3 separate regions of the Homo sapiens genome follow, and all the other regions are linked to region 3. A link is a loop called in an ENCODE intact Hi-C map of the cell type or tissue named here. Cell type or tissue: HCT116. All regions are shown on one strand. Each heading gives the region's core, and the rest is flanking DNA. Links, peaks and the distances in the headings are about the cores only. Region 1 has its middle 54 kb from the start of TEX36. Region 2 overlaps CTBP2 (C-terminal binding protein 2). Region 3 overlaps CTBP2 (C-terminal binding protein 2).

Region 1 (10,630 bases), core at 1,480-9,479, 590 kb before region 3:
AAATGGGCGCTATCCATTCTAGCAGGCAGCAACTATCATTTTCTTCTACAAAGTTGCAGCACGCAACCAAAGATGTGTCTGCAGAAAAGATAACCTTTTACCAAGGCAGAAAAGAATGCTTCAGTTTTTCTTCTGAGAAGATAGATTCCCTTTTGTTATTTATTTAATAGCTGTGATCACAGGGAGAGAAGATAAGAAGTTTGCTCTGGACTAAGCAGATGAAGAGATGCATTTCACAAGGAAAAGTGCCCAAAGCAAAAACTGCTCCCCCATCAGTACTCGGATCAAGACTAAAAACCCCAGTGGGCTCACAGAAGAACTTGTCATAACAACCTACCCTCTCCGGAATGACATCAAATGTGTGGAGGTAAATGAGGTCAGGTCACCTCCTCTGCTTGGCATCAAAGAGAGATGTTGCAAAGTTGGGACCTGGCTTCTGCTGGCTCTGCTGAAGGAATCACACTCTCTATATTTTAAGTCCCCAATCACTCAAGCACTATGCAAGATTAATAAGATTCAGACAACAGGATTTTTAAAAAATCATGTATGTAACAAACATCCTTTATCCCCTCCCTTAAATGAATATACAAAGGTCAGCTCATTGTTTTTAAACATCTGGGCAAAAACAAAACAAAGCCAGAAACAACCTCCCTGCTCCAAAAAAAGTAAGTTTTTTTTTGTTTTAATCCAAGAAAGTAAAGGTATCCAATGCTGAGGGGTAGACTTGAACCCTAGAGGCAGAGGGGTGGGTACTAAAGGGCCCCATAAAGTGCTCCCTGCCTCCCGCTTAATGCCTAATTACTCATCGGCATGCCTTTGTTCGCCAGGCGTCTGCTTTTACAATGCAGTCAAACAACGTAGAACCGTGTCCATTTATGGGAAAGTCAAAGACCAATAAATAAAAAGTTTAATTTCCTGATTCCCTGATGTCGATGGGGCTTAGAAAGTACTCACCAATCCTTCCAACAACGGTCTTTTCCAAACATCATGTGAGCAGCACCTCGTATCAAATTTCATTGCTCATAAAAAAGAATCAGATAATGTTCAGTGGGAAAAAAGCAGGATACGAGGTACATGGTGTTTGCAACTAAAAAGCCGTCTGCTTATGGGGAGGGACTGGAAGTGCACAATCGCTATCAGAACCTTTGTGTTGGGGCAGGATTTGGGGAAATCGTTTTCCCTCTGTTTTCTACATTTTCTCCTGCTATATAGGTTTTACAATGGAATGTTTTTAAAAAATCGATTGGTAAAACAATTAGCTAATTATTTAGCAGATGCCATTACCCAGAACTGAGAGCATTACAGGAGGTGTCCAATGTCAAGCAAATCAGCTGTAGCCCAAGAAATTCAACCAAATATCAGCAGACTGGGTTTCTTAGCTTTCATCTAGAGAGATGTTGATCCCTACGGATTTCCAAAGTTGCCACCATTAACAAAAAATCATCTCTCATCAGGTCTTTCCACCTATTGAATTCTTTCAGGTAATTAACCGTCTTTAGGGAATTTTCCCTCTGGAGAGACAAAGTGGAAAGATGAGGCAATGAAGTGAAGTATGCATATAATTTTTTTTTTTTTGAGACAGGGTCTCATTCTGTCACCCAGATTGGAGTGCAGTGGCACAATCTCGGCTGACCGCAACCTCTACCTTCCAAGCTAAAGCAATTCTCCTGCCTCAGACTCCGGAGTAGCTGGGATTACAGGCGTATGACACTACGGCCCAGCTAATTTTTGTATTTTCAGTAGAGACGGGGTTTCATATATTGGCCAGGCTGGTCTTGAATTCCTGACCTCAAATGATCCACCTGCCTTGGCCTCCCAAAATGCTGGGATTACAGGGGAACCACACCTGGCCAGTGTGCATGTAATTCTGATCTTTGGTAAGAAAATGGCTCAAGAGACATGAGCTGGCTTATTCACCTGGCTGTCCATTGGGAGGGGATCCTGCAGAAAAGCGGACGGAACTAGTTTTGGCCCACCCCAGCCCATACTGCCAGGTGGAACAGGGACTGTAGCTGAGCAGCTCGTGCAGCTGGTGACAGATACACCAGCTGGGCTTGTTCTCCCGCTCTTTCCTTTCTCTTATTTCCCATCACTTTTACCAGCTTCTCTTCTAGGCATTCCTCAAAAGGTGGTCCTCAGAGTTACACTCTGGGCCCTCTTCCCTCCCTTAGCTTCTCTTCCTGAACGCATTTTGTGGGCCAGTCCCTTATGTAGAGAGCCGTTTATCCAGCTAAGTCTACTGAACCTTCCAAGGTGCCAGGCCCTGTACTAGGCACAGGAGATGCGGGACAAAGAAGGAGAGTCTCTTCCCTTAGGACTGTGCATCTTAGTGGGTAGAAGACACACAGACAAGCCAAGAGGATTTCACCAGATAAATATCCCAAGGCAGAACCAGGGTTGGTTTCTGCTGGACTTGCTCCCTGGACGTCTCACGAGCACATCAACTCAGCCAGTCCAAATGTGAGTGCCACCTCTCCCCCAGACCACTCTTCTCCTCGTCAGAGTCCACATTCTGTCTGCTTGAAGACACTGCCATCTATGTAGTCACCAAAGCCCCAAGCCTGGGAGTCCTCATAGATGCCCCTTGCCCACACCCTGCCATTCAGCCTGAGGACAGTCTCTTTCGTCATTTCCTTCTTCCCACTCCCACACACACTGCCCCAGATCCCCCTCACTTCCAGCTTTCTGCTGCCATCTTCTGTCCTATCCTCTTGCTCCTCCACACGCCACCACACGGAGGGCTTCTCCTAAAATACACACCTGATTGCTTGGTGTTCCTGCTTAAAAGACCATGCCAGGCTCCCCACCAGTGGACCAAGTTCGTCCTCCCTGCATGGCCCCTGACCACTCTGTACCAGCCTCTGCAAGTGGCCTCACTTGCTTCCAAATACTCACTTTCTGTGTCAGCAACCAGGGCACCAGGCACCTGCCACTTCCCACACATATAGCACGCGTTGACATCGCTGGGCCTTGGCCATGCTGTTCTCTGTACCTAGAATGCTTCTCCCCCTACCCACCAGAAGGGAGGACCTAGAAAAAAATCCTGTTCACCTGTCATTCAAGACCCAGGTGCAATCCATCTTCTCTGGATCCTCACACATCCCAACGCTGCCCCTGGTCACTCCATTTTATTAAATCCCTCCAAACCCAAGGAGAATGAGTTGCATCCTCCTCTGGCTTCTATAGTTGATCATTCCTGCCTCTAAGAGAACACATTCAGAAAATGCGCTTTTCTCTCATTCCGGCGATGACACAGAATGTTCAAGATCAGGACAGGGCTCTCCTCCGTCATACAGCCGAGGCCCACCCCGAAGGTGTGTGGCTACACAGAGGGCTTCTGAAATAGCTCATGATTAGTGACCACAATGTCAGCAGCTGGTGTTCCTAAATACCCGCTATTTTTTAGGAGTCAAAATACTCATTTAAAAAAATCTGAATTAAGACTTGAGATGTACTCAGATAATTATAGGCAGCAGTCAATGTTCTGATCAAATGCAGTTGTAGTCATTGGAGAAAGCACTCTGACCATACCTTTCCTGCCTAATAAAATCCTTTCAGCATGCCTGATTTGCTGCTTCAGTGTCTGTTTCCAGGGTTACTGGTGAGATTGAAGATTTTTCAAAAATGTTTATTAGTCATTCGTATTTCTCCCAGAAGTCCTTGATGGGACTTTCTTAAAAAGCAGGCAGAAGTGGGGATGGGGAAGAGAACCTGAGACAGGAGCATAGGGAGAAGTCCCATTCCCACCCTTCCCTGGAGCCTGACCCCCTCCTGCCCATCTGTGCTACAGCCCCGCCTCTGGCCTCCCTTTTTAACTCCAGAGCTACATCCTGGAAGACTGGGTCTCTTCCCTTGGGTAATTTCCTCTCTCAGGACTTCTCCCCTTGATCATCTTCCTGGAGACATTCCAGTGGAAGTGGGAAGGGGAGGGGACGTCAACCCTCCACACTGGCTCGCAGTTGGATGGAGAGTGCATTAGGACCGGGTGCCATCCCCCTAACAGACACTAGTTTCCCATCGACATGCATGGCAGTCAGCCTTCCAGATGCCCGAATAACTCGCATTTCCCCGTATTCATGTCCTTAGGCAGTCCCCTCCCATACTAAATAAGAACTGGCCCTTTGTGTCCAGTAGAATATGGCAGAGGTGACCATGTCTAATTCCTGAGGCTGCATCATAAAAACGAATAGAGCTTTTGCCTAGTATTCTCTCTCTCAGAACATTCATCCTTGCAACACAGCCACTGTGCTCTAAAGAAGCCCAGACTAGCCCACATGAACAGCCCACACGCACTGAGAAAAACCGAGGCTCCCACCTATAGTCAGTCTCATCCACCACTGGAGTAAACAAGCCTTCAAGTGTATCCAGCCCCCAGACTTTGAGCCTCCTTCCTGAGACCCCAGATAATCCATCCCCTGTCTGAATTCCTGACTCGGAGAATGGACATTTTACACCATGAAGTTCTGGGGTAACTTGTTATGCACCCCTAGTAGCTGAAACAAAATAAATAATAAAATGCCAATAAAATAATTTCATTCCATTATAGCTGTCATTAAATATGAGCACATTGAGATTTTTAATGCCTAGCAGAGGAGGCGTCTAGAAAACACTTGTTGTAAAGAATCAGAACTATTTGAGGACTAGGCCCTATGGCTTGGCTTATAGACAGCCACTTGGAATATTGTATGTCTTCTGGTCTTAAAAATGCATAGTATGTGATCATACAGATGCATACCACAAGAGGGCAGGTGTACATACTGGAATAGGGCCTCTCAGACCTAACCCTGGTATCTCACAGTGACTTAAAAAAAATTTCATCCAAAGGGCAGGTGTACTTACTGGAATAGGGCCTTGCGGACCTAACCCTAGTCTCTCACAGTGACTTAAAAAAAAATTCACTGATGATTTTCTTTCATATTGATCATGGTGATGGATAGACTTCGGTTTTGAAGAAGTGAATCTACATTTCAAAACCCAGCCAGCTGGGAAGGCCTTCATCCCTAACAGTTAATTTAACAATGCCATATTTGTATTTATTATAAAATATATTCTTGTCATGAAAACACCTATAATTTAATTACTAAGAAAAATAGAGCTGCTATTTTTAAATGTCAGTGGGATAAACATTTCCTGACTTTATATCACCGAATGAATGCAGATGTGCTATTTACTCAATCTCATTTATTTCATAATTGGATTAAATAATGCTTCATTATTTTATAATGAACAAAGTAATATGTGATTTTGAAAAAAGAAGCAATTACACTGATTTTTCTTTCACCTCAGAACCTCCCCCCATGCATTCTGACATTAAAATGAAGTAATTCGTTGGGTAAATTTGAAGTCGCCTCAATTTCTTCAAGAAAGATGAGGAAACAGGTTTCTCAGAACATGGGTTTTTTCTGATTACAAATTGTTTTTTCAAAATATCTCATATGAACTTCAGATCGTCTCTATCACAGGGTGCTCCTTGCACACCACACAGTCAGTCCTTTTTTTGTGAGTGACCAGTGCTGGTCTCTGCAGCCCAGCTTAATTGCAGTTATGATGTAGATCAGGCTGAAATATCAGACTCTGACTGATGGCTTACTTGCAATTTGCCCTGCACAAATTCCGAACTACAGAGAGGCCATGGAGCTCCCAGGCTGGGTGTAAGTCATATGACTGGGCAATGAAATAGCTTTTCTTAACCTCAGCTTTCTCGCCTGTCAAATGGAGCTCACACTTCTATTTTCCTCAAGAGGATGTTGTGAGGAATAGATAAGGTAGTGGATATAAAGCATGAAACTCCATGCCCGGCACATGCGTCATCAGTCCTCAGTAACTCTTCTGTCCCCCCTACCACAGCCACAAGTCTCCCTGTGATCATGCATCACCTGGGATGTCTGTGACAATGTCTGGGATGCAGCAGGCACTCCCTAGACAGTTAACTACTCTTACTTTTTATCCCCCAGCTTTTCGCTCTATAAAAATCTTTAGAATAATGATTCTGAAAACAGAGATGGTAGATGAACACTGCATCTTCTTTACCAGCTGCATACTCATGCACGATCTCAAGAAGCACTTCTAAAAGATTCCTCCAAAACGATGCTCCATTCCACACTTCCTTCCTGTGTCCGGAAATCTAATTATCATCATCGGGAGAGAAAAATCAAGACAAAGGAAGCCTTTCCTGGTCAGTGTTATTAGAGACTGATATGCTCATCTATTCCAAAAGAAAGCAACTTCTAAAAAGCAGCTTCTTTTCTTTTCCATTCTCCTCTCTGAAGGTTCACTGCAATATGATTCCAGGAAGACTTTGCACAGCAGCCACAAACCCACACCAGAGGCCACAATAACAAATAAGATATAGTGGGACATTAACTATGCTTCCATATTCAGGGTGCTGAGGTGGAAATCATTTTCGACAGAACATGCGCTGCTTTGCAGCCTGTTAGCATTAAGTGGGCACAGCTAATGCAGTGACTCCAGATGGAATCCTTTAAAGCTTTGCTCCCTTCCACGACAAGCACACAAAGCCAGATGTTTTCATAGGACAGAATTCTACAACACCACACTTGCATTTTTTTCCTTCAGGTGCCAAATGCTTCTTATCATTACATGGTCTCAAATACATTTTATTAATAGTTTTTTTAAGGCACCAATAAATTGCATAATTTTTAACCAGTGAGTGTAGGCATACTAAATTTGGACAGGCAGTAAATTGTGACTCTGGTCTTACAGTCACTTCAGTTAGCCTGGACAAGTCTCTTAATCTCTCATTTGGATAATCTTTGAAGAGTCTCCTGTGGCTTTGATATTCTAGGTGTTACCGCCTGGCACCTTCTCAAATCCACCAGTGAGACTGACACCCTCCTCTGGGCTCTGCAGTGCCCTGTGCTGGCGTCTGCAGCTCCCAGAGCTCTGTTTTATCCCTTGGTGTCCCAAGGACTCACGCAGACCTGGATGTTTCTCAAGGATAAAACAGGAATGGTGTCCCCTGGAGTTGTACAATGCGATGGCATTATTTATTTGTATATTTGTTGAACAAAATATTAATTGAACAAAAGACAATACATTATGCCATAGTTCTGATTCAAAATATTTGTTTCACTCTTTTTATTAAAATTAAGATAAAAAAGATCAGGATTGTTTTAGAATAATGTAAAATGCAATGCTTAAATAGAAAATGACGTTTTAAATTAAAGACATGCTTTCAAGAACTTAAGTTAATAGATTTTTTTTTCTGAATGACTTTAAGCATGACTTAAATATTCTAACAGGCCAATGGTTTATTGATCAGAAAAACTTAGGCATTAAATTACTGGCTGAATACTGCCCTAGGAATCCCATTTGTCTTTAGATTATAGGGTGATTAATTTGATAAATAGCCAAGATATATTTTCATCTCTGTAACATCTAAAAGCATAATCTAATGCTCATTGTTCTTCTATCCAGATATGTTCTGAAGTAGTGTGTCTGACAGCACAATTAAGCATTTAAATATTTCACAAGTGTCAATATGCCCCAAAATCAGATTAGTGAAAACATCTCACTTACATGTATTTAAAAAATCTTTTTCTCTCAAGGTTCTTCTCCTACGGGAGATACAACACTTAGCAAATCCTGTTGACTCTGGAAAGTGGCAAAGAAGGATTTAAATTAATCCAGTGCTTGAGGTGGGACCTGGGGCAGCTTTCCAAGATCCTGTTATTCTTTCATTTGCAATCCCACCAGCCCCCTCCGGAAACTCCCTCCTTCCCTTTTCAGTCTCCTCTCTTCCATTTCCCAGGCCCCAGTGGGAAGGAGCCTCCAGGAGGTCGTGCTGGAGGGAAGTGCAAGGCCATTAGACGTCTCTGACTTCCTGCCATCCCGGGTTAGACCAATAGAAACCTCTGAGTAGCTTGGTTTGTGTGCAGGTTTCTTGCACTGCTGGGATGACTGTAGTGTTCGGTGTTGGATTTAGTGCTCTCCTGGATCCCATTGCTTCCAGCTGCTGGTTCCGAGTTCCCACCTCCCCAGAAAGCCCTCCCTGATTGCCCTCCTTCTCCCCACTTCATGGCCTCTGTGTCTGCTCCATCATGGCTTTAATGCCTGGGAGAATTCTCTGGTTTGACATCAGCCTTGTGCAGTTGACTGTGAGCTCTCCAGGGGAAGGAAAGGTCTTTTTCTTCATTATATCTTCACTTCTGTGTGGAGCAAGCATTCACGATGTCTGTTGGATGAGGAGTAAATGAATGAATGCACAGACAAAGAAAGGAAATGAGATAACATGCATGAAAGTGCTCTGTAAACAGCACAGCACCACAGCAGGCACATGAGCGTTAATGACTATTCTGTCAACATTGGCCAGTCCTGATGCCAGGCCCAGGATATAGGGGGCACTCAGCACCCTCTGTGGAAAGTGAAGGCAGGAAGGCTGAATGGGGAGCCGACTGTTGCAGGTTGGGTCCCCAGCAAGCCGAGTCTGAGGTGGAGTTCAGTGTGCAGGTTGTTTACCAGGGAGGGCTCGTGGGACCGAACTTGTAGAAGGGAGGAGGAGGGAGCAGGACTGGGCAGCGGCAGAAAAGTGGCTTCTTGGCTGACCCCAGGGGTGCTCTGAGCTAGAATGGCCCTTCAGAGTTGTCCTGAGTTGGGCTAAGATGGCCTGACCTTTATCACCTGCACTGGTCTGTAACCTTGGGTGAGGTCGTTCTCTGCAGCCGTGGTCCCTGAAGGTGTCTACGAGAGCAGGTGATGGGTAATGCCTCCTTCATGGCAGGGGGCGGTCTGGGCGGCACACCTCGGTGTCCACTATACCAACTCCGACAGAACCCATGACCAGAGGGAGCGTGCTCAGAGTTGAGGAAATCCTTCACCTGTAGCAGCGGTGGCATCGCTTGGAGAAACATAGCCCGGTAGATACACAGAAAGTATTTGCCACGAAAGTGGCTCTGCACTGGGTCAGGTGCCAAGACTGAAGAGTCCAGGGCTGCGCCTCTGGGGTGTTGGCAACGTTCTGTTCCTTGCTCTCTGTGAGAGGTTGCATCTAGTTGAACACGTATGACATATTTATGGTTCTATATCTATGTTATGTAAATTACATCTCAATAAAGTTGTTAAAATTAGTTTATTTATAACAACTGTGTCATGTTTCACCTTCCAGTCTGCCTCTTATTTCTCCTTTTGAAAGAGAACATGTCACTGAGGTTTTACTACACACAATTCTGCCAACCCCCAGATGGAAACTAACATTTTTAGACTAAACTATGAACTGATCCAGAACATCAAAATAACCTTTGGATCAAATCTGACTTTTACCTTCAATTTGGGCAACTCTCTGTCTTCTACTCAAACCCTTTAATGGCCTTCCATGTCACACTGCACACCCACAAAGTAAAATTTGTGGATTTGGTGGGGGGTGCTAAACTATTTTCAGTTCCTGTCACCAAAGTTTAATTGAACATTTACTTTGTGCTGGGCCTGGAATTGGGCTCTGGGCTTAGACCCAGGGCTGAATAAGGCAGTCCTGCCCAGGAGGGGCTCATGTCTGGTGGGAGATTAGGATGCACGCATATCGTCTGCGTGTCCTGAGAAAAGCTGAGTGATGGCTGAGCCAGGGGCCACCTGGAGTACTGGGGAGGTGCAAGAGTCAGCACGGACTTTCTGGAAGAGGTGTTGCCCTTGCCAGATCTGGAGAGATTGCCATCTCAATTGTCTGGCATGTCTCCTGGAAACTTTGTTTTGCTTGTATTTGTTCTCCAGAGGCCAAGGTCACCCTGGCCTCCTCTGCAGTTTTGGCTCCTGTGTTGACGGCTCTTGCCTTTGGACATCTGTGCCCGCCTTTGTGCCCCTTCCTTATCTCTTTATGCAAAAAGATGGCTTGTTCTTAGGTGGCTGTGCTTGCTTGCGGAAAGGACAGTCACTTTCCCTGGGATCTGCCCCCGAGCCCCCTCTCACAAAACCCTCTGTGCCATTTCCCCAAGTGCGCTGGACAACACTCCTTTAAAATTCATACAGTTTCTGTTTCTGCTGCTGCTTTCAGGCCTTTTTTTTTTTTTCTGTAGAATTATACATCTCATGAGTATTTGGTCATCTTGAGGAAGGGTCATTCCCCACCTCCAATGAAGATGAGCTCACCAGAACAAGCTTGGTGGGGAGTGTATGGAGACCTCTGGGGCTGTATGGCACCTCTGACTGGCTATGACCAGCCCCACCAGTCATGACCCATTGCAACTCTTCCTCAGGACCCTCTGATCTGTTTTGCAGGACAGGGTTGAGAATCAAATCCTTTGGTCTGATTCAGAGCCCAAACAGGCTCAGGACTGGAGGACATGAGGATGTCTGCCCCTGGGTTTCCCCACTTTCTTCTCTGGTCTCTGACTACCCCCAACACTCAACCTGTGTGGAGCCGCACCTGCCCCGAGCTCAGAGAAAGAATCCTGTCAAAATTCACATGAGCATCGGTGTCTCTCACTGTCATTTGGGAAGTTCTTAGGGGGATAGTGAATGGCAGGGAGGTCTTGGGAGAAGATCAAGAGATTCAACAGCCAGAATGTGTTTTGCTTCCACAAACACTAAGATTAACTTGCCTTTCTGAGCCTGTAACAATTCACAACTGGGAGAAGGGATTCAGGACTGCAGTTTGTCCAGCTTAGAATCAAAAAGTTAC
Region 2 (10,630 bases), core at 986-8,985, 78 kb before region 3:
GTGACTTGATGCGCATGAATCAATAGATAATATTTCTATGTCCTTTAGGGGCTCTGCAGTTATTTTTTTTCCTGAATCAAGACTAAAGCCAGCCCTGCTGCTGATTGTAGGCAAGTGCCCTTTGCTTTTTGGGGAGCCAGGACTGGAAGGTCTCTTGGTTCACAGGCCTGGGTTAGGGTGGGCCGCAGGTTGGTCTGGAGTTTGGCTTTTCTCTCCCATCCCAGATTCCCCTGGTAAGAGGCTGCGTCACCTGCATCGAGGACCATCAGAGTTGGGTGGTCGGAACTCACTTTGGCTGAATGTGAAGGGGCTGCTGTTTGGGAGGTTTCACCTCCGTGATGTGTTTCTTGAGCCTGGGTGACAGCGTGGTGTGGCGCAAGGTGGAAAGGAGTTTGTTGCTGATGGTCTGGGGGACGCAGGCCTTTTTCCCCATTTCTAGATGTTGTTGTATTCGTTTGGCACTGTGATTAATTCTTAAAAATAGAATGAGTTGCTTCTAGAGGGAATATATTTTGGACCCGGGAATTCAGTTCTGTCTTTGGGTGCTTCCTTCATGGCTGTGTTTGCAGAGTTTCTTCATATGCTATTTTCTGTGATATACATAGCCTTGAAATGGATTTTTTAAAGTACAGAGTCTGAAAAGTGAGTAGTTTGTACATGGTGGGTTTAGCTGCTGCTCCATTCCACAGCAAGGATACTCTTCATTTTCAATTGAAATCTCCCCCAACCTTGAGGTTTGGGTTCATAATTCAGTTTAAAATTAAATAGAACCCGGTTTCCTTCAGGCCTCTTTTCTTTCCAGGACTGTGGATTCTCGAATTCACCAAGCCGTGTGAGTAAAGCATTTGGTATATGATACAGCTAACACTTGGGTGCCTCTGGCGTGCCAGGCGCCACGCTGAGCGCTGTGCATTGGTATTGCCTGTGCTTCCCGCTGTGGCCCCATGAGGGAGGTACAGGTGACCACACCTGGGCTCCTGGGGGAAGAAGAGAAAGCAGAGGGAGAGAACACTCTCCTGGGGTGACTCACAGCCTCACCCAAGGGCTCCTTACCATTTGGTTGGTCTCTGAGCTTTGCAGGATAAAACTTGGATTCTGTCTCTGCTCTCATGGATCTGCCCATCTAAACCAGTTACAGAACAGGCAGCCCATTTATGTAATGCCTTTTGCAATAGATAAAGGGTTGAGGGTGAGGTCATTGTCAGGGGAAGGCAATGTGAGAGAGTCAGGGTCAAGGAACCGATATCTGGCCACCTTAATTTTACTAACTTCACTTTCCCAGTCAGTATTGCACATGTAGTCCATTGATCAATAGTGTTGACATGGGCAGGGCAATTAGCTGGGCTTGGGGGCCCGTGCCTGTACAGGAGGCTGAGCCCAGAAGAATACTTGAGCCCGAGAGGTAGAGGCTGTAGTGAACTATGATCATGCCACTGCACTCCAGCCTGAGAGACAGAGTGAGACCCTTTCTCTAAAGAAATGTTGTTGGCTGGTGGCTCACAACTGTAATCCCAGAACATTGGGAGGCCAAGGCGGGCAGATCACCTGAGTTCAGGAGTTTGAGAGCAGCCTGGCCAACGTGGCGAAACCCTGTCTCTGCAGAAAATAGAAAAATTAGCTGGGCGTGGTGGTGCATGCCTATAATCCCAGCTACTCAGGAGGCTGAGGCAAGAGAATCACTTGAACCTGGGAGGTGCAAGTTGCAGTAAGCCGAGATTGCACCACTGCACTCCAACCTGGGCAACAGGGTGAGACTCCGTCTCAAAAAAGAAAAAAAGAAATGGTGTTGATATGTAAAGCTGGTCACGCTTGTAAGTAATTTTTCAGGGACTGTGGACTTTGAGCCATTTGGTTCTCACTTCATTTGTTTTTAAATGCCACTTCCTGCTCATCTTCCTGCTCATCCTGCTGGAGTCTAATCTGTGGTCAAGGACTTGGCTGGAGCCCACTGGGAAGTCTCCTTTGGCTGAGCCCTGACAAGGCTTTGGCTGTGCCTCTTTCCCGGCATCAGTCGGGGTCCTAGATCCTCGCTGGGGCAAGGGATTCTCGCTGTGTCTCTCCAGCCCACCAATTCTCTCCCAGGTTGATTGGCTATTGGAATTGAGACATCTGCATTGAAATCCCCAAGAGAACATCCTTTTCTGTATCGAACTTGCATGAGGGTGGAGGGACACTTGGCTTTTTTCAAAACCCACCTTTGTAGTACAGCAGCCACGCAGGGACTTACATCCTAAATGGGGCCACTTTACAATGTTGGTGTGGCCCGAAAACCTGCAAGGCAAAGCAGCCCAGGCAGCAGCTCACTTTCTGCACCCCAGCTTCAGAGCCCTCCTGACAGGAGCTCACAGCTCACATTTTTCCATATTATAGGAAATCATGCTCTTTGCAGAAAATAGAAAAATACAGGAAAGTATAAGAAATAAGTAAATGATAGTTATGTTACACATTGTAAAAATCCTTTTTAATCTTAGCATGGAGAATAACACTTTGGATCTATTCTGTCTCTTATGCATATACGTATATACTAAAAATGAGATTCACTGAAGAATGTTTTAAAATATGTGAGATTTGAATACATGTTTCATAGTTTATTTTCCATTTGACCTATAAGTATTTTTCCTATGTCTTTGAAGTATTTTGAAATACTTTTAGTAAATACATAATTGTTGAGATGGATAGTGTCTGACATATCCCTGTACAGCTCTATCAGGAGAAAATTTATCCTACTCTGGTTTCCAGCATGGTCTGGTACATCTTGACCACTTTTCTAAGGATTCCCTAGGGGGAGAGTGGAGTGGGGCATGGAATCTCAAGTTTACAGAAAAGATGCCCACTCCTTCCACCGCAGTGGGAGTGGGGGTCACACCCTCGCTGACTCCTCAGAGCAGCCAGCATCCTGCTTTTGGTCAGGGGATCTTGCATTAAAACCTGCCAGCTTTAGAGGTTCCATCTCTCGCTGTGGTATGGGTGTGTGCTCTGAATGTCTGAAGACCCCTCTGCTCACCTTCTGGCCCTGTGTAGGGCCTATAGTAAATATATAGTCTGGCCCTTGTTAGATCAGGTGTCCTTGGGATACCCTGTGGAAAGGAGCTCAGAAAACCCCTCTTGGTCACCCTATCAGGGAGAAAGCAAGACCGGAGCCTGACACCAGGATGCCCCAGCTGGTTAGTAGTGGCCACCAGTTGGAGTGAGCCATCTCCTATGTCCGCTCCTTCTGGCAGGTTCCTGACCATCTCACAGGGGTGTGTGCACCTCCACCAGCAGCCGCCTTGTCCACTTACAGTGTGGAACCATGGAAGACTAGAGACGGATACCTTCAAGTGCTTCTGAGTTGGGATGTGTTTTCTACTTGTCTTTCGGAGCTGCGCGCCTTTGCGGGGACCTCAGGGCCAGGCTTCCCTCTGAGCCAGGCTGATTTTAAGCGTTCCCCATCCCCCCCTCCCACCCCCCAGCGCCTCCACTGCACTGGTCTCTTTCAAGTTCAGGTGATTTCCTGGCTTGTCTGTAAGTAGGACTGTCGTGCCCCACTCAGGTACAGGTGTGTGGGGGTGCAGCCAGGCCCCATGAGCCTCAGGTCCAGTTGCTCACACCGGCTGCCTCTGCTTCCATGGCCCACGGGCAGCTTTGGGTGTGGGAATGCAGCTTGAATTCACAAAATGACGTCGTTGTGTGGGCTGCTTGCTCGTGGATCCACTTTTCTTCCCCCCTTTCAAAACTTGGCCCATGGCAGCCCCGATCAGCAGCACCCGTTTATCAATTTGTTCCTTGTTCCTTTCTCCAGTTGTTGCCAGGACTCCCATCTGGCATTCTCCCATCTCACGCCCTTGTTTATTTCTCCGTCCTGGAGCCACTTCGGATGGGGCACTTCTAGAAGCCTAGCTAATGCCGCAAGGGCTTCAAGTTCCTCCTTGTCACCCAGCTCGTCTCAAGTCCGTTGGCCCTGTCATCTAGAAAAGCTGAAAGCTGAAAGAGCAGGGGAATGGTCACATTAATTGACTACATCTGAGACAACACTGGAAACATATCCTATTTTATTTTTCTTTAAAAAGTGGCAGGATTCCAAGACTTCCCTTCCAGTTTTCCACTGGTTGGCCTTCTATTGGAAGACGAGTTCTAAAATCTTGGCTGTTGGGCCTTTTTACATTCTTAAAACCAGCTGAATATATTTAATATTGTAAAATTTCCATAAACACTCTCTGACAAAGACTGTGTATGTAAAGTTTCTGCCTAGAGGGCATTTTTCTTCTCAGAGTTGAGACTCTTGGGCATCAGGGGGTCATAATGAAGTGTTGATTTCACCTGAAGTGCCTCTGTGCCAACGTGGCTGTATAGGGACATGGAAAGAATTAGCTTTCGGGGTTGTTGTTTTTTCCTTCCCTGAATAAAGGATAATTGTTTCCAAGCTAATTAATATGGTTTATTTATTACTAGGCAATAGTTGGTGGAATTGAATCTCGGGAAGGAATAATCCAGCAATGCTAAAGTGACAACCTCTCGGGTACACCCTGTTCATTCCTGTCCAGTGTGTATCTGACACTCAGCCCTTTGGTAGACGTTGTCATTTTATTGTATTTCTTTTCCCCATGTGCCAACCAAACTTGGACTCCACACTGCTTCATGCCCAGTGAGCTTGGCCTTTCTCAGGGTGGGTTTGTCCTTAAAGGCTGGCCAGGCGCGTAATTAATATGGTGGGCTTGGGGGGTGCCGTCCCAGGCAACGTTGAGCTGTGCTGTCATGGTAGCAGCCTGAAGTCCTTGTTAGAGGGCATGGGTCACACGTGTACCCCACTGTGTGGTGCTCGGTGGCAGAGTTGAGAAGTGAGGAGAGGTGGCATCTCCCACTGCCGTTTGCTCAGGGATGCCTGTCTTTACCCCCAGCAGCCCCCAGGACTGCACATGACCTCTTCCTGCAGAGCCAGCTGGCGGCCATCCCAGTGCCACCCCCCACTGCCCCCGTTACAATGCGTTGTACTGCGCGTCCTCACTGCAACTGAAGAGAGTCGGGGCAGAGGAGGGTTGGGAAGGCCAGGGAGCGGGATGTCGCCTTGTGGGAGAGCACAGGTGTGGCCCGTGTTCACACACAGGTGGCCAGAGACTGCACTGAGGGTGGCTGGGGGTGTGTGAACCAGGAGCCACTGTGGTACGCAGGAAAGGAGGCGGGCAGCTGAGTGCCTGTCCCTGGTCCTTCAGGGAACCCATGGGTCCTCTGGGCTGCTTCTCATGGCCTCGAGTCAAGGGCCACCATCCTGCCTCATGCTGCTGTAGGCAGGTCAGTTTTGGGGCAGAGCATTTGGCTTCTTGACAAGATTTTGCCCGAGGCTTTTCCTTGACCGCTGCCCTTGAACTTGAAATCGTTGGGAGGATCTGCTATGGGATGTGTGGGGAAAGCCCCTGGCACCACTTTCCATGCCATCCGCTCAGGGACTGGGAAACAGCTACATGTCTTCCTTGTGGTCCTACCATTGAGAGTCCTCCCCTTCCCACATACTGACTGATACCCCGAGGCAGTGCCGTGGTGCTCTAGGGAGTGTCAGGCTAGGAGAGGGGGCTTGCCCTGGGGTATCTGAGCTGTGTCTGGATGCCTCCGAGGGGTGGGCGTGATCCCCAGGGCTGTGGCTTTAGCTCGGCTTCTGATACAGCTCGGCTTCTGTGGGTCCCACTTTTAGCACCCCCATGGTAAGTCACCCCTTCTGAAGGGGGCCAGAGTGTTGGGAGGAGGGGCAGAGTGTGGGGAGAAGGGTGGGACATTTCCTGGGTACCCATGTGACGGGCCCATTTTGAGAAGGCCGTCAGCATGGGTGCCGAGGGAGTGTCTGTGAGGCAGAGGGCGTTCACTCGTCCTAACAGACACCATGCTTCCAGAAACCTCAGGCCAGCTGTGGGGCACTGTGACCTGCACACTACCCGTCTCTACGTGAGGCGTGGGTACAGGCCTTGGCCCCAGAGTTTGCTTGGGACCTTGTGGCACAGTCATTCGGTGGTTTGGGCAACAGTGGGGCGGGGGCTGAGTGCTGGGTTCGGGCCTGGAGTCGGTGGCCCCTCCTGAGTCCCTGGGGCAGGGACCAGGTTTCTGTTTTGCTCCTGTGCCTCTGGGGCTTGGCACAGTCCTGGCACTGAGTAGGTGCTCAGGAAATCCCTGTTGAAAGGATCCAGGAGTTTGAGGTCATAGTTGATGTTGCATCTAGTCCAGAGAGGTCTCTGAGGAAGCCTGGATGTTTGTGGTGGGCAGGGGTGTGGAGTATAGGGGGCGAAGACTGTAGACTACTCTGACCTGCTACCATGCCCTGTGCTTGGGGCAGAAGTGCAGAATTCTGGATGGTTCTTTACGCAATCCCTCTTTTCTGAGCACAGCCATACCACAGGATGGCAGTGAGGCCACCTTTCAAGGGAGGGGAACGCTTGGGATGCCTAACCATTAACCATCAATGACCTGATTAGGACTATTGGATTCTTGTGCTGAATGTCAACTGTTTATCTCATGAGTTAGGCAGAGATGAGTTTCTTAGAAGAGGTGGATAACGGCCTCAGCCTGGAGACATGTCTGGAGTCTGATGATGACACACAGTTATTGAGTGCTTGCTGTATGCAGGCCTTGGGACGAACCTTCCATGGGTTCTCTCTTTCAAAGGGCCTGACCACCTGTGAAGGTAGATGCTGTTACCTCCAAATCACAGGCAGGATACTACTTCTCAGCCACCGATGCTGGCCTGCGGAACTTGGGATTAATTCTTGCTAACTCCTTGTTCTTTCCCTTGTCCCTTCCCAGAGTCCATTACCTGTGGGAAACTTTTGATCGCCTAAGGGATGGTTTTGTGGACACATTCCAGTTTTCTCTTTTTAGCAGTAAACGTGAACGGTGCTTCCTGGAGTGTGAGGAACACAGCGCACAGTGGTGCTCCGTTCAGCCAGACCCGTGGAAACCATGAGTCAGTTTCAGATAAGGCTTTCCAGGGTGCAAGGGCCCCTTTAGGATCAGTCTTTCTTCTCCCCTAATATATGCCCACGCTGAGCTGAAGTTCTGCTCTCTGGCTGGTGTGACCCAGCCGCAGGGCCAGCCTCAAGAGGAGGCAGCAGGAGGTGCCCCACCTTGAAGCAGGGGTGATGAATCCTTCGCCATCCACGGCGGGACAGTAGTAGGAGGAGGAGCCTAGACAGCCAAAATGTGAGTTCAAGCAGAAAGCCTCAAGTCCTAACGAGAGCTGGCACATGTGAGCTTCAGATGGCAGAAATATCACTAGAAATCCCTCCTGCAGAGAAAGCGTAGGTAAGCGGGCACTTGGTTAGATGAATGCTGCTCACAGCAGGCGGCATGGGGGGGCCAGGCCAGGTTGAGCTGCTCGCCTGGCCTCTGTTATCTCTGCATTTGGGTGGGTGGGTGGGCACCCCTTCCATGCCATGCAGAGTACAGAAGCTGTTCTGAAAGAACGCTATGAGTTCAAGTGAAGGCAGGCCCAGTCCTCCTGGAAGGAGCCACACCAGAGTTTCTCAGACGCCCCCATCAAGACCTTTTTAGGGCTCATTGAAGGCTTCTAAAGGTTCTAGTCTCATTTAGTTTCTAAGAAAAGGATTTATTCACTACAGACCTAAAACGTAATTTTTGTATGCCTGACTTAGTATAAGAACAAAACACCCAAGCAGTGGCGGTGGGGTAGGGGGTCCTGTCTAGGTACTGCAGCCTCAGTTGTGAGTTTCCTATATGTGGAAGGTGCAGGAACTAGCTGACCACAGTCTGGTTGGGACTCCCACCCCCAAATCCATCTCTGGGTGCTGCGGTTCTCTTCTGGGATGTGTGAGAGTACACACCCCCCTGTCATCAGCTGTAGGCAGATCACATTTGCCGCGGGATGTTTAATAAGTTCACGCAGGTTGATGGTACAGGCCAGAAATAGGACCCCTGTCTGGCCCGAAGCAGCCACGTGAACTTGGAGGGGGTGGGCATGCTGACCGGCAGTTACACGCTGAGGCCACTTCAGCTCCTGCGGTTGCTGGTTCAGAAGTAGTGGTGATTTTAATCAGCTAAGTCATTTCTGCGTCTCGTTGTATACTCCTGGAAGTTCTTAGAGAAATCCTGCCAAGAAAATATCCCCTGGTGAATCCTCGGGGCACTAGTCCACGCCGCACTGTCAGCAAGTATCTGCTGAAACAAGTATTTTTGAATCTTTAGCTTTTCTGTAGCTCCAGTCTTTTTAAAGTACTTCTTTTGACCTTCAAGTAACAACGAGCACTTGCTTTAAAATTCTGACAGTCTTCCAAGCCTTTTAACATTCTTATTCCACTAAATAAGCTGTCGCCGTTCACTGGGACAGGCAGCACAGTTGCTTGAACGCCCGGCTTGAAATTCCACGAAATGTCACCTCCTCTGTGAAGCCTTCTACAAGGCAGACTTGTCTATTTCCTACTTAATTTTACTATGAAATATCTCAAATTAGAACCTGTACCCACCATCAAGATTAGGTAGATGTTAACATGTTGCTACGTTTGTCTTCAGACATTGTTCAAAAACAAGTAATGTTATAGTCATTGCTAAGGTGCACCTCCCCAGTTCCTTTTCCATCCCTCCTTCCTTTCCAAAAGGGACTACTTCCTGAAAATAGATACAATCCCTTTATATTTTTGGAAATTCTGTGTAAACCATTGGAAATGGAAGGAGAAAGCCTGTGACATACGAAGACAAGCAACACTAATCAGGAGTATAAATTCTGTTTTGCAGTTAATTAAATATTTGATTCCCTACTATGTTTCAAAGATAAATAAAATGTGATTAAGTAAAAGGCATTTAACCTTTAGAGACTTGGAGATGGGCAGGGTATATAGTAGCCTGCCAGCTAGAGTAGGGAAGATGTTAAAGAAGATAACCTGTGAGATGGGTTTTGAAGGGTGGATAGGAGTTTGCCAGGCAAGCTCTGCCACCTCAAAAAAATAGTTCCTTGGCTGTTAGATGCTTGTGTCACTATAGGCTTGGGATTACTGAAAAGCTATGCTTGTCCCTCCCTTCCTAACACTTCTGAGGCTGGAATGTCTGTCTCCCATCTACTTCCTTAAGAGGTGTGGGTTACAGTGTGGTGTACAGTTGGGAGTGAATTACTACTTGACCTTGGGTACATGATAACCTTGACTGTAGAGTCCATGCTTTTCCTGAGTAGTTCTTCAGAGTCCTTCCTGCCAGTGACTTGGTTCTAGGTGTGGAGCAGGAGCTGGCTGTCGGAGGACTCATTGAATTCAGTGGAAACAGCAGGGAGCATGGTTTTCTTTTGAATGGAAACCATGAGTGTAGCAGTTCTTCTTTATGACTTGCTACATAATCATGCAGGAAAATGCCTGTCACGGGATTGGATCCTAGGAGATTAGCCCCATTGCTAATTAAAAGCCCCATTAAAAGAGGGGAAGTTCTTTTAGGTATCTACAGCTTCCTAAGATTTGAATGGTTTACAAAGCAGAATGTTGGCTGGGCATGGTGGCTCATGCCTGTATCCCAGCACTTTGGGAGGCCAAGGCAGACAGATCAGAAGGTCAGGAGTTTGATACCAGCCTGACCAACATGGTGAAACCTCGTCTATACTAAAAATACAAAAATTATCCGGGCATGGTGGCATGCGCCTGTAATCCCAGCTACTAGGGAGGCTGGGGCAGGAGAATCCCTTGGACCTGGGAGGCGGAGGTTGCAGTGAGCCGAGACGGCGCCATTGCACTCCAGCCTGGGTGACAGAGTGAGACTACGTCTCAAAAAAAAAAAAAAAACGAAAAAGGTAGAATGATGGCTGGGCGCGGTGGCTCACGCCTGTAATCCCAGCACTTTGGGAGGCCCAGGCCAGTGGATCACTTGAGGTCAGAAGTTCAAGACCAGCCTGACCAACGTGGTGAAACCCCATCTCTACTAAAAATACAAAAATTAGCCAGGTGTGGTGGCAGGCGCCTGTAGTCCCAGCTATTCAGGAGGCCGAGGCAGGAGAATTGCCTGAACTCAGGAGGCGGAGCTTGCAGTGAGCCGAGATCGCGCCATTGCACTCCAGCCTGGGTGACAGAGTGAGACTCTTTCTCCCAAAAAAAAAAAAAAAAAAAAAGTCAAATGCAGCTGGGAATGTGGTTCGTGCCTTTTTGTATATTAACCATTTGAAACTTGGTTGTAAGGTGGGGTTGGCAATGTCAGGCCTGGCTGCAGCAGCTCATGTCTTTAGAGTGTGCCTCTTCCCTCTCTCGTGGGGCTCGAGCAAGACTACCTTCATACATGGGCTCTCCAGTTACATAGCAACTCCAGTGTTAAATTCCATCTTTTCTTCCTGGAAAAGCCGTAGAAAGGACACCTGGACATGCCTGCTGCACAGGTTGTCTGCCTTCCCCATCAGCCGCAGAAGGAGGAACTTTGCTCTCTTCTCTCACAGCTGTGTGTGCATAGGAAGTAGTTCGGATGATGTGGGTCCCACCATGTATTCCTTCTCTGTTCCATGTAGAGTAAAATAAATGGGAGTTCTGTTTAATGCATCACCTCGGTTCATATTGCATTTGCCAAGAAAGTGCAATTTTATTGAACATTAGGATTGAATTCTTAACTGAGTAATCAATTTCAGTAGTAAGTTAAAATGCCTTCTATTAATGGACAACTGCAACCGTTAATCAGAGTTACAGTAGATTAA
Region 3 (10,630 bases), core at 1,665-9,664:
GTAATTTTGTTATTAATTGTGGTGTTGCGGTTGCCATTTAATCAAAGGCTGGGCCAGTGCTTTTTGACCCACTGATCCCTGACTCCTTTAGGACGTTTATTTTGTTATATCTGGCTTTGCTGTTGCTTTAAGTTTGAGACAGGCTCTCACTGGGTGGCCCAGGCTGGAGTGCAGTGGCTTTATTCACAGGTGCGATCGTGGCACATCACAGCCTCAAGAGAGCTGCCCGTCTCAGCCTTCTGAGGAGGGAGACTAGAGGCACACGCCACTGTGCCCTGCTTATATCTGGTTTTTAGTAGTTTTTTCCAAGTGTAGTTTACAAAATAAAATGCTCATCACCCGTTCAGAAGATTCTACCCAGCTCTCTTCCTAAGAAAGACATCTGTTGCACAAGTTTGGCTTCTGAAGCCTATGGAATGTGCTCTTTTGAGGTGGCCTGAGCACATGTGGCTGTTAACTCCGGATGAAAAGTCAGAGTGTTTTCTGGGCAGAAGTCATTGGTGGGCTGGCGTTCTCAAGGCCCTGTTAACTGGCACCGTATCTGCAGATGTGCCGCCAGCACCACACCAGCAGGATCCTCGGCTATGTGTGCAAGAGCTGGGTGTCACCACCGCCTGGACTGTTGCTGTCTCCTCATCTTGGCACAGTGGTCGCACAGGCTCCTGGATGAGCCTGTGGGTGCACTGAGAGGCCCTGTAGGCTGCGGTGAAGGAAGCTTTCCAGGAGTGAGTCCTGTCGTTTGGGATCCCAGGCTCAGAAGGGTGGTGGACCTTGTGCATTGATGCGGCCATCTGGGTTGCAGGGAATCTTTTCTTCCTGCATTGGATCGCCTCAACCTCTCAAACAGAAAGTCTGCGCCCCACTCATGCTTAACAGTGAGATCTGAGTTCTCCGGGGACACACTCAGAGAACTTTGGCAGGACTTGCTTAACTACGATGATATTAATTTGTGAGCATATTGTGAAACTCGGTCTGCCTTTATTAACAGAATGTTTAAATAGATTTCCTTGAAAGAATTGAAAGCCATCATCATGTTTAACTGGATTTGAGAGAAATTTCATTTTGAAGAAAGGCACTGTCAAAGGCATGCACTTACTCTATAAATCCCTTCAGCTGCCTATTCTTGATGAAGGCTAGGAAGTGGAGTCAAGAAATCGAGAGGGTCGGCCGGGCACGGTTGCTTACACCTATAATCCCAGCACTTTGGGAGGCTGAGGCAGACAGATCACGAGGTCAGGAGATCGAGACCATCCTGGCTAACACGGTGAAACCCAGTCTCTACTAAAAGTACAAAAAGTAGCCGGGCGTGGTGGCGGCACTTGTAGTCCCAGCTACTCGGGAGGCTGTGAGGGAGGAGAATGGCGTGAACCTGGGAGGCGGAGCTTGCAGTGAGCCCAGATTGCGCCCCTGCACTCCAGCCTGGGCGACAGAGCAAGACTCCTTCTCAAAAAAGAAAAAGAAATAGAAAAAGAAAAGAAATCGAGAGGGTCTATAAAACTGAGTTGATCCCAGGTTTTTGTGCTGTGTAACCTTAAGGGCGCTTGGTAGAGAACCTCATGATGGTGGCGAGGAGCTGGTGATGGTCATTGAGTAAAATTAACCTGCCCAGATTTTAGACTGTGCTTGATGAGGGGAACCCTCCCCTTTCCCCTGCCCTTGATTCTGGATATGTTGGAGTTTGATAGCCAAGCAAGGGTTTGTAAAATGTGCCGTTTTTCCTTTTTGTTCTCTCACGTCTTCAAAAATGTCACATTCTCTGTGATACCTCCACGGAACAAATCTTCCATACCCGTCCCCTCTGGAAACAACCAAGTATCTACAAGTGGCTTTCTTTTCCAAGCCTTGTTCATCTTCAGAAATGAGTTGAATTTCTTGGCACCAAATATTTCAGCCCTAGATCACAGCCCTCACTTAAAGCAAATAAAATTTAAGGTCCACGTTTCTGATCTTTGGTTGGAGTTTGGCCTGTGATACCCGTAACTTTCCTTTTGGGAGGAGGTAGTGTTTCTTGTGCGGTTTGGCTTCAGGGCACTCTTCTTCCTTTTGAAAAGATACAGCTTTCCTGTTGACCTTGACCTTCACTGAGGTTTACCTCCCAGCCTCAGCCAGAAGGGAATGATTATTCGCTGCGGGGATGAGTGTGCAAGGGGGTGTCAAAGGAAAGGCAGGAGCAGCTCACAGAGACCTGCAGGCTCCCACCGAGTGTTTTTGTGCATATCCTCACTGGCTGGTCCTCACTGCCACTCTGGGACATCACAGTGACATCCCATTCTACAGACAAGGAGCCTGAGTCTCCAGAACAGCTCATCCAAGCTCATTCCACGAGTGGGGTCTAGAACTCCCTCCACCCACGATTCCGCCCCTGGCATGATTTGAGGAACAATTTCAGCAGAAGTGGAATAGTGAAACACGTTCCCTCTGCTTTTGTTCCTTCCTTATTTGTGCCCGTATTGTTTGGTGTTTAGGGGGGAAAAATTGATTTATGAGTGGAGCCTGGTTTTCATAGCAGGCATCACCAAGAGAGCTGTGATGTCAGGGAGCCCAGAGCCAGCGTGGATCGGGGGTGCTGGCTTGCTCAGCATGGAGACCAGCTGGAGGCCGCTGTGTGCAGCTCAGCTCTAAGGAGGGCCTGTGGCTGTCATTGGAAGATGGTTATGTTAATTAAGTCCTCGTAAATAGCTTGCTCCTTGGGAGGGCTAAGGAGGAAAATGTCACATTTCATACATTCTTTTTGCACAAGAGATATCGGGGGAGAGGATTGAGGCTACACAAGTCAATGGTCACTGCCCAGACCAGACCCAGAGGCTGGTGGCCTTGGGAGCCAAGATGGCCAGCCCTAAACATGGGTCGGTGCCACTGGCCTGGGGTGTGCAGAAAGGAACCCACAGAAGGTCCAGAACAGAGTGACCCCCCTCCCCCACCCCCACCCCCAAAAAAGCCAGACATGGGAGTCAGCCTCTTTTTTTTTTTTTAATAGTGGAATATTGGCGTTTGTGGAAGCTGATGGCTGATCTTTCCTTTGATTGCATGATTGAGATTCTACTTATCAATTTTTCAGGAAGCCATCTAATTATACAAATTAAAATTCAAAGGAAAGCAAAAGGAATGATTACGCCTCACTCGGGGGTTGGGGGAGGAGGGTGTGAAACCCCCCTTGCCTCAGATTATAATGCTGTCATTTTTCATCTCCGAGGTCTTCACAAAAATTAACTGATTAATTCTCTTCCCCCCTTGGATGACGCAGCTGATGTGGAAATCTGTTTTTACAACAGAGTCAAGGAGGGGCCAGACTGCAGTTTGACCATCAGAGCTTGCGCCTGAGCAAATGACAATTGCTGGCCCGAGCCTCCCTGGTCAGCCTCACCTAGAGTCACTTGTGGGTGGGGGGGGGGGGGGTGGGGATGGACAAAAGCTCAGATCAATAGGTTTGGCCCCCCGCCCCCACTCCAATAACTCTTAAGTTGGCTATAGTTAGGGACTCTTTTTTTGTGTGGTTACCTTTCAGAAAGCCCAGCACTGGCTAGGCGCAGTGGCTCACACCTGTAATCCCAGCACTTTGGGAGGCTGAGGTGGGTGGATCACTTGAGTTCAGGAGTTCGAGACCAGTCTGGGCAACATGGTGTGAAACCCCATCTCTTCAAAAAATACAAAAATTAGCCAGGCATGTTGGCACATGCCTGTAGTACCACCTATTAAGGAGGTGAGGTGGGAGGATTGCTTGAGCCTGGGAGGTTGAGGCTGCAGTGAGCCATGAGCTTGCCCCTGCATTCCAGCCTGAGTGAAGAACAGACCCTGTCTCACCAAAAATAAAAAAGCCAACACTAGCAAAACCAATTTTTAAAATACGTCCACATGGATCTGCTCAAGGGTAACCCCACACATTCTATGACAACCTCCATCTCCTGACTGATCCGATATGGTCAGTCCCCGTTTTGGGGGAACTTCCCAATCGTTGAAAGGGTTTGGTATCTCAGGGATGTTACATTAATTATTTATGTGATTGGAAATTGTGCTTTTTCGTAGCTCTTTTATGGAGAATCACGTAATTATCGCCATAAATCTTTCGGATGCCTTTTCAGCTTCGTTGCTGGGAAATTAGCCGTTAACTTACAGAAACCTGGTAGACCTGCAGTCTGACCTTTTGATAAAGTAACTCTTAATGTTTTGCATAACTGATGACCGTACATCATTATCCTCATTTCTACCCCTTGGGCCTCATTTTTATCTTTATCTCTCCTCTTTCTTTCTGCTAGATCACTGAGAACCACTTTTTCTGTGTGTGTGTGTGTGTGTGTGTGTGTATGTGGTTGTGGTGGTGGTCTTAAAATAAGACTGATTTAATTGTATTCCTTGGGAAAAAAAAAATACAGAAGACAATAGAGTGGGCCTTAAATGTTGTTTCCCAGTTGAGATTCAAGCCACCTTTTTTTTTTTTTTTTTTTTTTTAAAGACAGAGTCTTGCTCTGTCACCAGGTTGGAGTGCAGTGGTACAACCTCAGCTCACTGCAACCTCCACCTCCCAGATTCACGTGATTCTTTTGCCTCAGCCTCCCAAGTAGCTGGGATTACAGGTGCCTGCCAGCATACCCGGCTAATTTTTGTATTTTTAGTAGAGACGGGATTTTACCATGTTGGCCAGGCTGGTCTCGAACTCCTGACCTCAGGTGATCTGCCCGCCTCGGCCTCCCAAACTTCTGGGCTTACAGGCATGAGCCACCGTGCCTGGCCAAGATTCATTAAGCCTCCTTTAATCAATGTAAAGAATGCAGTTCCAGAGCAGTGACTTAAAAGCTGGGATATTGGGGACAGCTGTTAATGATCTGGACCTCACCGGGCACATTGGTGACAGTCAGAGGCTTCCAAAGTGCTCAGATCCTCCTGAGAAGGAGGATGGGCAGCAGCTCCTCTTCCCCAGGCCGCAGTCAGGTCTCCCTCTAGAGAATCCCACATACCCCAAACCACATGGGAGACCTTTCTTGCCTCCTCCATCAGCCTCACCTCTACCTGAAACGTCATGGGGATGGTTACACTCTCACACTAAGAAATACTTCAGCCCATATAGCTGGAACCAAGTGTCAAGGCCAGCAGCCTGGGACCCTGCCCTTGCTGGTGCTGACTGCGGTCCCCTCCAGCTGCAAGGAAGGTTCAGGAAGGCGGCATCGGAGGAACGTTGGTTAGGAGCTGCTGGGGCTTCCCACCCGCGTTCTCACGTGGTAGAGTCAGGGTTTTGTGTTGTGCTGAGCTGTGGCTTTGACCCCTGACCCCTGCGCGGCTGTTTTGGAAAGCATTGTTGTAACTCACCTGGCAGCAGGCCTTCGCAGAGCCCCTCGAGTCGCCACGGTGTGCGTCTGCATCTCAGTGTGAGTGCGTTTGGGGCAGGTCCAACTGGCTGTCACTTGGTCTCTGCCACTGGAATATAATTTATTACACTTCAAATTGGTCAGTAAATTGGAATTTATAGCCCTAAAGTTAAAAGCAAGAGATCTGTTGGAATTTGCTGCTTCCAGAAATAACTGACGATTGTCTTGTGTGCATTCACTTGCTTTCTATTATGAGATAAGAAGCAGGAGGCGGCTGAGATGCACTTGGTGCAGCCTCCATTCCCAGTGCTTTGGGAAAAGAGCAAGTCCCATGTGTCCGCATGGCAGGTTCCCTTATAGAAAGTAGCAGTTAAGTCCCCAGTGAGCTGTTGTCCTGTGCCCAGAGGGTCTCCAGAGAGTAAGGATTCTTTTCTCCTTGTTTCAGGGTTCATAGTGGCGTCATGCACGCAGACTCCTGCAAGTTCCCCTAAGTTCTTAGAGGACTGCTTTGCCTTTTGATCTGAGAGTTGCAAAGTTCCATAAAGAATGGCCCTTGTGGATAAGCACAAAGTCAAGAGACAGCGATTGGACAGAATTTGTGAAGGTAAGAGCGTGTTTGGCGGTTTTTACCAAACATACGTAGTCCCTCACTCAAATCTTCGCTGGCTGCTCCCTTGAGTTGGCTGTGCCACTCCCCAAGCCAGAGTCCCTCCTCCGATTCCAACACTGCATACCATTGGCACCCTCTGCTGGGTGTCCTTGGCCGTGGGCCTGGCCTTGGCTTAGGACAAGGCCTGGCTTCTGGGGCGGGGTTGGGGACTAGGAGGACAGTTTCAGGGCTGGTGGGCCCTGAGGTCTATGTCTTCCATGTACCTAAGGTTATTTTGCATATAAAAGATGGTGTTGATTAGGACCATCTTTTTTCACTTCCTGAAATCTCAGGACTTTACCTGTTTTGGATTAAGATATTTACAATGCTGAATTCCCTGATACTATGAGATTCCTGAAGAGCCCAGCATTGCCCCTCGTGGTGTGTTCATGTCCCTGGTATCTTTGGAAATGTCTGGAAGTGTTCTGTTCATGAAAGGAAAAATAAACATAATTAAAATCTAATGGAAACCTGGGGACAAAACTCTGAAGTGTTGATTAAGCACTGCGCTCTTCCAGCTAGCGGGTGGTAAGAAACCAGCGTGTGGGTTCGGGTTTAGGGGTGAGTGCACCTGCCAGATGGGGTCAGTGCTACAGGGCTGCTCTTTGCTCAGGGTGATTGCTGGTACTGCCCTACAGGGTGGCTCTCGGAGGGAAGCGAAGATGGCTCCGCAGCCCCCTCTGCACCCTTCACGCACACGCTGAAGTTTAGTAGCTGACCCACCAGTTTGTGGACAGGAATATGCAACCCACAGGGCTTCCCCTGCAGCTGCCCATATGGAATTGTCTGTCCTATAAGTAGATGTGGCTCATGCCACACGGGGTGGGGACATCATAGACATTCTGCTGAGTGACTCCATGGCCTCACAGAACTCTGCGCTGCAAGAACACAAAAGCACTGACATTCCTGGGGTTCAGTATAAGGAGTTTGGCGTTAAAGGGTTTTTTTAAAGTAAACATTCACAAATTATAAAAACCTACAGAGAGGTTGGTAGGATGGTACAGTGAACACCAATATTCCATTCAGTTTTCCAGATTCTTTTGAGGGGAGATAAAGATAGAGATATACATATAAATAGACACTGTGTGAGTAGATGATGGATTTTCTTCCAGAACCATCTGAAAAAATTCAGGGGCAGCACTTTACTCTGGACTACCTATGGCATGGCACCTTTTATCCAATTTCGTACTGCTCCCAGTACCGGAATGAACCCCAGGAATCTAACCTCAGGGACAGTATTGTCTAGTATAGGCTGCATATTCGCATTTCCTCCACGTCTCTTTGCCTGTGCAATAGATAAGGGTCACGCATTGTGTTTAGTTGTTACATCTCTCTAGTCTCCTTAGTCTAAAATTATCCCCTGGGCTTTTTTGACTTTCAGAGACATTGGACTTACTGAAGAGCCCAGGCCCCATTGATTTGTAGACTATTCCACAGTATAGGTTCACCAGATTGTATGGGGAGTTGTAAAATTTACTCTTGACTTCCACTGTAAAGGTGCTTGATTGAGGTTACTGAGTACTTGCTTCTGGAACACGCTCGTGACTCAGCTTTCCAAGGTTACTAGCAGGAATGCCTCTGGGGCTGACTCCACCCCCTGCACCCAGGATTCTCCAGGGATGTTGCATCAGAAACTAGAATGGGATTGAAGAGCTAGCAGCGTTTCCTCTGTGTGTTTCCATGGCTGTATAAACCTGACTTGGGCAAAACCATTGTCTGCTTGCAGACCCTCTGTCCCATCCAGACAGGTGCTGAAGGATGGTTCACCAACCTTCCCACCCCCTTCATGTGTAATAGGAAATTTTCAGCCAATTTTTTATAACAGAAGTTTGCATTACCTTGTCTATGCATGGTGTTCCAGATACATTTGCAGTTATATATTTTAAATTTCTCAATAACTATCAACGCAGACAGGCCAAAATGCAGTTACTCCAGTGTGGGTCACCATCTATATGTCAGCTCCCTAGGCATCTCATTAAGTACTCACAGTTGGTCCCAAGTGCTTTGTTGGTGCTCCTCCTATGTATAAGCTGACTTAGTCCTTGTGGCACCTGTTATGGGTCAGGACAGGTGGCACCCATCTCACAGGTGCTGCCAGAGAGGCGTTGAGCAGTAGGCAGTTTGCACCCAGGAACCCGGGCAGTCTGTTTTTTTCTGTTTGGCCTTCTCTCATACCAGCTTGTTGGATTCAGCTCTTTCTTCCACCTGAAGGCCTTGAACATCTAACACACACAAACACACACACACACACACACACACACACACACACACACACACACACACCCCCTCTAGCTTTGAATTCTCACCATGTTTCTATTCTATCAACTACTTGTAGAATGTTCTGTATTGATATGCAGAGAGCCTGTCAAACTGTTTTTTTCTCCCTCCCCACTGCCTACACCTGACACAGGGACTTCTGCGTCCCTTAGGTTTGTTTTTTTTTTCTTTCTAAATGATTAAAAGCATGAAGCTGCCATGTTCTGCTGTGCTTACCCGGTCTGCTCCCAGGCTTGTAGGAACTTTGTCTTCCTGCTCTTGGTGTCTGGATACACCAGCTCCTTAAAATTCGTCCCCTCCCGCCTGCTACACAATGCCAACATCAAGCCCTGGTCGTGGGTCCCTAGGCTGGAATCAGGCAGGCCTCTCCAGGGTCCCACTCCAGGTACTCCGCTGGAATCTGAGCATCACCCCTGCACAGATACTTGTACAACCTTTCCCTGTTTTCTAAGGCCTGTCCAGCCCCTTCCTCTTTGAAACTTTTCAAAGCAAGAAAAAGTGGCATGGAGCTTGATCCTTCTGTGTGCCCAGAATCTGCCGTGGGGATTCACTCCGCCAGGCTGTGTCTCTACTCGGAGAGCAGGACACAGACAGTCTTTGGGACTCCAGCCAAATGAGCTGGAATAATGGTCTTTCTAGCCAATGTAAAAGCCACATTTTAATTTTTTTAATGTAACTCTTTGAGTTTGCTATTTATAATTGTTCCTTTTTTTTCTGATGCCTGCTATCAAGCAATCCTATAATACCATGTAAGAATTATTACGAAGGAGCCCTCTCGTAACACAGGCTGATCAGAACAAGATTGTGGTCTCCTCATTCTCAAGTATAATGGAGATCTTCCTATCTGTTTAGTCTGCTGACATAATTGACATTGTGAACTGCACCAGCTGGAGGGTTTTAGTACCTACTTTATCGCATTATGCCAGAGCTCCTTTGGTTTGCCCCAAACATCTATTGGTTGGAAATGAGGGCTAGCTAACAATCACTCAGCATTGCAAAGGGAACCCAGAAGAGCATCTTGCAGAGCCCTGGGTTTGTAGAACTTAATAAACCACAATGGCTGTTGTTGGTGGTAACTTTTTGTTAGAGCTGCTTCTTGTGGATTATGATAGAATCAGTCTGTAAACACTGCTCCCCTTTCCTGCGGCTGTTGCGATTGCAACTTGAAAAAAGTATGTGTTTCGTTTTACTGCGTTTTGTTCGAATGTGTTAGAGACGTGGAAAATGGTCCCCCGAGGATGGTATCAGCTGAGTTGTGAGTAGTCCCCTTGTAACATGACTCAGGGAGGGTGCTTCTCCATTTCCTCTGCAAAAATAAAAGGGACCTCCTCTTAAATAAACAAGCTCATGAAACATTCCGCACCTCTGGAATGTTCTCACGACCACAGAGGATAAAAGGAATGAGAACGTTGAGCTGGTTGGGTGGATATGAGGAAAAAGGAGACAAGCTGGTTTCTGTGAAACACATAGATAGTTAGAAAGTCTGGGAATCTCATTCTGCATCACCTTTGTCGCAGGAGGATGAGAAGTCTGAGAAGATGCTGCCGGGGATGAGGTGGAAGGGAGTTTCCCCAGTGGGTCTCTTCTGTGTCGCGGGCTCTTCTGCTCTTCTCAGTGGGTTGAACTTGCCATGGTGGAAGCACATGTCAGTGGGATGTACCCCCAAGAAAGGTCATCCATACGTATAAGGAACAAAGACAGGCGCCTCCAGGGTCAGCAAGGTTACCCAAGTGGTCTAGAAGTCCCTCTGGCTCTTTCCTTCTTCCAGCAGCCTCCTTGCCTGGCAAACACCCATCAGAGCCTCCAGGATGAGAGAGTGACTTTCTCTTTCCCCGAGGAAAGAACATAATCCACAGAGTGTTGACAAATGGTTTTGTTTGGTATTTAAGATTTATTTGTTTTTGTTCTGAGTAGCTGTTTTCTTTTCACCTATCTTTGTACAGATGCATTATAAAATCAGGACTTGTTTTGTTTTTGTTTGTTTTTTTAAAGCACTTTGAGCGCTTCGTAAAGAAACAGAGTTGAAGCCTGCCTATAGGTAGTCCACAAACAGTTCTAATAAATAACTTTAAATAGCCCCAAAATGTGGATTTTAAAAATGGGATTCATAATGTTGCTATACATTATAATTATATGTTGGGATCAGGCAATTATGCACATTTCCAGCAATTATGTGATTAGCTGTAATTACATTAGCTATGTAAATATACAATAGTCAACTAGACATGCCTTAAAACCCCAAAGCACAAATGAACATACCCAAACAATCTTATGCAAAGGTAAAGGTTCAGGAAACAGCCAAGGCAAAGCTTCACAGACAAAAGTGCGGTTCTTTGCAAGGGGTAAAGTTTCATGTTTTGCCTTATCTGTCCCCGGCTTTAAGAGAAACTCAGAGTGGGGGACC

Evidence for each region. A loop is a pair of places that touch in the nucleus more often than their neighbours do. Peaks named below come from ENCODE experiments on the same cell type or tissue, not always from the same donor. Only the 100,000 strongest peaks of a DNase experiment are listed, where the experiment ranks them.
Region 1: it touches region 3 in a loop (8-fold over the local background); 13 of 110 quality-filtered maps call a loop at or near these places.
Region 2: a loop joins it to region 3, with 13 times the contacts of the local background. A loop is called at or near these places in 2 of 110 quality-filtered maps.

What each region holds. Positions count from the first base shown.
Region 1 is chr10:125,624,069-125,634,698 of GRCh38, reverse strand. It overlaps a transcript of TEX36 not described here. Among named protein-coding and RNA genes, the nearest start is that of TEX36, 54 kb to the left of the region's middle. RefSeq lists a silencer at 4,625-4,919. In HCT116, for the core only: a CTCF peak has its summit at 4,752 (motif pointing right); a DNase peak (open chromatin) is centred at 4,748; H3K27me3 peaks cover 2,640 bases.
Region 2 is chr10:125,111,538-125,122,167 of GRCh38, reverse strand. All of the region lies in intron 1 of CTBP2 (C-terminal binding protein 2), which reads left to right. Among named protein-coding and RNA genes, the nearest start is that of CTBP2, 44 kb to the left of the region's middle. RefSeq lists enhancers at 4,418-5,243, 9,197-9,696. In HCT116, for the core only: no CTCF peak of the experiment used is centred there; no DNase peak of the experiment used is centred there; H3K4me3 peaks cover 311 bases; H3K27ac peaks cover 752 bases.
Region 3 is chr10:125,034,271-125,044,900 of GRCh38, reverse strand. CTBP2 (C-terminal binding protein 2) reads left to right here. Exons shown (of 11, transcript NM_001329.4): 3 at 5,746-5,904. The coding sequence starts at 5,847. Among named protein-coding and RNA genes, the nearest start is that of MIR4296, 6.7 kb to the right of the region's middle. RefSeq lists an enhancer at 3,170-3,669. In HCT116, for the core only: a CTCF peak has its summit at 6,071 (motif pointing left); DNase peaks (open chromatin) are centred at 6,040, 7,530 and 9,570; H3K4me3 peaks cover 1,883 bases; H3K27ac peaks cover 4,095 bases.